Regions from separate parts of the Homo sapiens genome. Here region 1 is linked to region 2. The links are chromatin contacts, found by POLR2A ChIA-PET in ENCODE. All regions are on one chromosome and are shown on one strand. The core of a region is the stretch at or near the end of the contact, and the rest is flanking DNA. Distances in the headings are between cores, read along the strand shown.

Region 1 (2,700 bases), core at 185-2,684, 6.9 Mb after region 2:
GCACAGAGGCTAGAACATGAACAAAACAAAGCTCCTGTCCTCACGGAGTTTACAGTTTAGTGGGGAACAAGTCATTCACTCATTCAACAAATACTTGAGGGCCTACTATGCCAGACATTGATCTACGAGCTGAGGATTCAGCAGTAAGTAAAATTTTAAAATCCCAGCTTTCATAGAGCTTATATTCTGATAGAGAATACAGGCACCAAGTATGTCCAAGGAGAAAAGTAAAGCAGGGAGCACGCTGAGGTTTGCAGAAGCAGGCAGTGGAGCCACAGAGGTGGCAGGAAGTTTGGCAGTGGATGACAAGAGAAACAATGCTTGGTGGTGAGAGCAGTGGGGCTCATGAAGTATTTTTCAGGATAGTGGAAGCAGAGGATTAGCAGCCAGGAAATAATAAGGAGTGAATATTTGGAGGGAAGATGAGCTAAGGGCGCTTCAAAGAGCTTTGGGAAGTAAAGTGTCACCAACCAGAAGGCTAAGTGGGTAAAGGAGAGGGGGACCTCAGGCCCTCAAGGGTAGCAGTGTCAGGGATGAAGATCAGTGCAGTGGAGGTTGGAGGGACCTGTGAAATCCATTATTTCAGACAGCAACATGGACTTCAAAGCTGCTGAGTGCTAGGTAGCAAGGGAGGGAACGTGTGCTGTGATCATCCAGGAAGGAAGCAGTGGGTGGTGAATCAGAACTCAGAGAAGGCAGGTAAACTGACCGACAGGGACTTTAAATTAGGAGCAAGATGGGGACCACTCAGCATACTGGTCCAAGAGGGAAGGAAGAGAGGATATGATATGATGCCTGGTGTCTCCCTCTGATGGAAGTGGAAACGGGCCCTTTCTCCCACACCTGCAAGCCTGATGCCACACCAAGAGACTTGGCAGTGGGCCTTGCCCTGCCCTGATGTAGCCCCCAGAAATCAAGTGAATGTAAGTTCCATGATTCCAGGGACCATCTCTTTATCTGTATCCTCTGGAGACCCAGTGCCTGGTAGGTGCTTGATACCTGTTGAATTAAAGTGAAGCCACACACACAGTGTGAGAGTTGGACAGAATGTCAGATACAATTAGTTGAACCCTCTCTTGAGTTCACTTTTTGGGGTGTGGGCCAAACTTGGGGTCTAACTCAGGGTCAGCTTCTTCCCCTGACTCCAAACCGTTTAGCAGGAATTTTCTCACTCAACCTTTATATTATTAAATCAGTGGTTTTGCAAGTGTAGTCTGAGGACCCGCAGGGCTCCCTAAGACCTTTTCAAAGGATCTTCAGAGTCAAAACATGTTCACAATACTAAGATGTGATTTGCCTTTTTCACTTTCATTTGCTTATGACTGTACAGTGTTTGCCAGAGCCTACATGACATGTGATACAACAGACCAAATGCAGAGCTGACATGCGAATCCAGACATTAGAAACCTAAAAAAATGTGGAACAATGCCACTTGAACAGTTTTGCTTTGTTGTTGTTGTTTGTTTTTGAGACTGAGTCTCTCTCTTGCCCAAGCTGGGAGTGCAGTGGTACGATCATGGCTCACTGCAGCCTTGACCTCCTGGACTGAAGTGAACCTCCCACCTCAGCTTCCTGAGTAGCTGGGACTGCAGGTGTACACACCACCACACCACTATGCCTGGCTTTTTTTTTTTCTTTTGAGACAGAGTCTTGCTCTGTCACTCAGGTGGGAGCTGGAGTGCTGTGGCATGATCTCGGCTCACTGCATCCTCCACCTCCTGGGTTCAAGTAATTCTCCTGCCTCAGCCTCCCGAGTAGCTGGGATTACAGGTATATGCCACCATGCCCAGCTAATATTTATGTTGTTTAAGTAGAGACGGGGTTTTGCCATGTTGGTCAGGCTGGTCTCAAACTCCTGACCTCAGGTGATCTACCCACCTCAGCCTCTGAAAGTGCTGGGATTACAGGTGTGAGCCACTGCGTCTGGCTGCTATTTTTTTTTTTTTTAATTTTTAAATTTTTTGTAGAGACAACAGTCTCACTATGTTGCCCAAGCTGGTCTTGAACTCCTGGCCTCAAGCCATCCTCCCACCTCAGCCTCCCAAAGTGTTGGGATTACAGGCATGAGCCACTGTGCCTAGCCTGGTTTTGACTCCTAAGATGCTAAATATCAATAGGTAAGATAGGTATACACAAGAGCTCTTTGGTGTCCTCAAAAAAATTTCAAAATATAAAAGGATCCCGGCTGGGCACAGTGACAAACACCTGTAATCCCAGCACTTCGGAAGGCTGAGGAGGGAGGATGGCTCAAGGCCAGGAGTTCAAGACCAGCCTGGGCAACATAGTGAAACCCTCATCTCTACAAAAAAAATTTAAAAAATTAGCCAGGCTGGGCACGATGGCTCACACGTGTAATCCCAGCACTTTGGGAGGCCAAGGTAGGTGGATTACCTGAGGTCAGGGGTTCAAGACCAGCCTGACCGATATGGTGAAACCCCATCTCTACTAAAAATACAAAAAAAAAAAAAAATTAGCTGGGCATGGTGGCGGGCACCTGTAATCTCAGCTACTCTGGAGGCTGAGGCACAAGAATCACCTGAACCTGGGAGGCAGAGGCTGCGGTGAGCCAAGATCACGCCACTGCACTCCAGCCTGGGCGACAGAGTGAGATTCCATCTCAAAAACAAACAAAATTAGGCAGGTGTGGTGGTGTGTGGCTGTAGTCCTAGCTGCTCAGGAGGCTGAGGCAGGAGGATCACT
Region 2 (2,755 bases), core at 147-2,646:
AAGTGATTCTCCTGCCTCAGCCTCCCGAGTAGCTGGGACTACAGGCACCCACCACCACACCCAGCTACTTTTTGTAGTTTTAGTAGAGATGGGGTTTCACCATATTGGCCAGGCTGGTCTCCAACTCCTGACCTTGTGATCCACCTGCCTCCGCCTCCCAAAGTGCTGTGATTATAGGCGTGGGCCACCGCGCCCGGCCTCTGGGACCTCTTTTATAGGGGCACTAATCCCATTCGGGAGGACGTCACACTCATGACCTCTTCACCTCCCACAGCCGCCACCTCCTAACACCCTCAACTTGGGGATTAGGATTTCAACATAGGGATTAGGGGCAGGGGACACAAACATTCAGACCAGAGCAGGTAGTTTTATAAATTCAGAAAGATTTTAAAAATACGCCAGGCATGGTGTCCCACGCTGATTGTCGCAGCATTCTAGGAGGAGGAGGCAGGCAGATCGCTTGAGTCCAGGAGGTCGAGACCAGCCTGGGCAAGATAGGGAGACCCCATCTCTACACACACACAAAAAAAATATACAGGAATTAGCTGGGTATGGTGGCATGTGGCATGCACCTGTGGTCCCTGCTACTCAAGAGGTGAGGCAGGAGGATCACCTGAGCATGGGGAGACAGAGGTTGCAGTGAGCTGTGACAGCGCAACTGCATTCCAGCCTGGGCAACAGAGCAAGACTCTGTCTCAAAAATAAATAAGTAATAATAACATGAACACCCATGGACCTACCATCCAGCTTAGGAAATGAAGCCTTAGAAATAAAATGGAAGGCATGTTTGTGACCTTTAGTGATTGTGATTCCCGCTTTCCCCAAAGGTACCCCCTGTCCTACGCTTATCATTCCCATGCACGTCTTTATATTTTACTTCACATTTACATTTCCCCAAGTGACAAAGAAATGATAATGCTTTGCATACTTAAAAAAGTCTCTAAGTGGTTATATAATATGGGTGTCCGCTTCTACACATTGCCCTTTCGCTCAGCACTGTGTTTTTGAAATTTATTCCTGTTGATACATGTAGATGCTGTTTATTCATTTTCACTGGAGCGGAGCAAGTATGCCAAAGCTTGTTTATCTGCTCTTCTGTCGGACGTTTTTCTTATCACAAATCCCACCGCAGTGAACACTCCTGTGTGTTTCCCGGTGCTCACGCTTGAGAGTTTCCCAAAGGCGCTTGCCTGGGCCCTGAGAGACGGCAAGCTTCAGCTTCACTGGGTACAGCATGGTCACAGGCTGCTCACTCAGGAGGGCTTAGTTTTTCAGGTGGGGCTGACTGTGACAGCCACACAAGAGTCACAGGGCATAGACATCGGAAGCCGTGGCACTCAGCTGGGAAAGCCGAGGTCCTTTCACCAGGACTCCGCAGATGGTGAAGACAGTGGAACTCCAGAGCCCTGACTCTGAGGCTAGAGCCAGGGCCAACCCCTCCCGGCCCTCGTGACTGCCTTGTCCTGAGTCATGGCTCTCACTTCCTCCCACCCACCACCCCACTCTTGGTAGAATTTTGTTTGTGCTTCTCCGGGGGTAGGGGCTGATTTCCCCTGAGGGCAGAGTTCCTCCCTTTTCCCACTCAGGATTTCAGGGACTCAGGGAGTGGTCCATTCCTGGAGGGAGGAAGTGAATGGCATTCCCACCCTGGGACCCTGGCTGCAGGGAGCAGCGGATCCCTTTGGAATTTAGTCAGCTGTCATGTTCTCAGAACCTAAGATTGCGAAACAGCAGCCTGGATTCCAGATCCAGCCTACAGATGGGTTTTGTTTGGTCTGAAAACTTTGAGCCAGCATTTTAAAATTAGATTTTACACAAAAATACAGACTTCCAGCCTTTTGAAAGAACAGAGCCGATAGTGCCCGGCACATTGCTGTAGGGCAGCAAGCGTCTGGTGCCAGCAGCCCTGCTCCCTTCCAACAGAGCATGTGTTCTCAGGGTGCTGTGGTCCCCAGCAGTCCCTGCTGCTCTTCCTGACCTGCTGCGTTCATTTGCATGTATTTGTCCAGTCCTTTTGACACCAGGTTTTGGGACCTCTGCTCTAATCCTTTTGTTTATCTGTTTCCACCCACTTCTAGGTTTCTACTTGTTCTCCCCTAACCCTTCAGACCCCGTAAGTAATCAGCACATTTGTCCGTCTCTTCTTTTATGGAGGGCTTTTCCCTCAGACAGGGTCACCGGCGTGACCCTGTGGCCATATGGGGAAGGGGGGGCCTGCCTGGTTTCTCATCATAGCTTGTGTGTGCATTGCACCTGGGAGTTCCCATCACTCAGACTTGACCACTTTCTTCCTTGAGAGCTGGGGATCCCCTTTTCTGTTCTTGAAAGGAGTGCCGCCAGGATCAGGTTTGGACCATTGGAATATTTTGGCAGAGGAGCAGTGGGGGAGAGCCAGGCGAATGGCCCAGACATGTGACTCCCTAGAAAAAAGTCCCCCCAAGTCAATAGTTTGCTTCTGCCGGAAGCATCAGGTGCAGGAAAGGGGAGGCCTCTGGACTGCATGTTTGCTCTTTCCTCTGCCTCCCTCAGGGATTCCTTGAGAGATGCAAGAGCGGTCAAGGCAGGGCATGCCAGGTGGCCCATCACAGCCTGTTCCTGATGGCCGTGTGCTCTTGGCTGGTCCCGACTTCTCTGCCCTCTCTTCCCTTGCAGTACTTCAGCACCCTGGAGAACAGCATCGTCAGTCTGTTTGTCCTTCTGACCACAGCCAAGTAAGTGCAGGCTCTGCCTTGCCTTTGGTCCTCTGCTGCCGCCC

Evidence for each region. ChIA-PET counts read pairs that join two places held with the same protein, here RNA polymerase II (POLR2A).
Region 1: POLR2A ChIA-PET joins it to region 2 with 22 read pairs in BJ. The contact joins two enhancer-like sites. POLR2A ChIA-PET finds 5 or more read pairs at or near these places in 2 of 52 experiments (BJ and OCI-LY7).

What each region holds. Positions count from the first base shown.
Region 1 is chr12:120,120,562-120,123,261 of GRCh38, forward strand. No RefSeq gene overlaps it. Among named protein-coding and RNA genes, the nearest start is that of RAB35-AS1, 5.0 kb to the left of the region's middle. Within about 2 kb of position 1,435, at least 2 of the 41 ENCODE cell types and tissues checked have a DNase peak (open chromatin) inside an H3K27ac peak, as active enhancers do.
Region 2 is chr12:113,270,580-113,273,334 of GRCh38, forward strand. It overlaps TPCN1 (two pore segment channel 1), which reads left to right. Exons shown (of 28, transcript NM_017901.6): 8 at 2,079-2,113; 9 at 2,653-2,711. Among named protein-coding and RNA genes, the nearest start is that of MIR6762, 20 kb to the right of the region's middle. Within about 2 kb of position 1,397, at least 26 of the 41 ENCODE cell types and tissues checked have a DNase peak (open chromatin) inside an H3K27ac peak, as active enhancers do.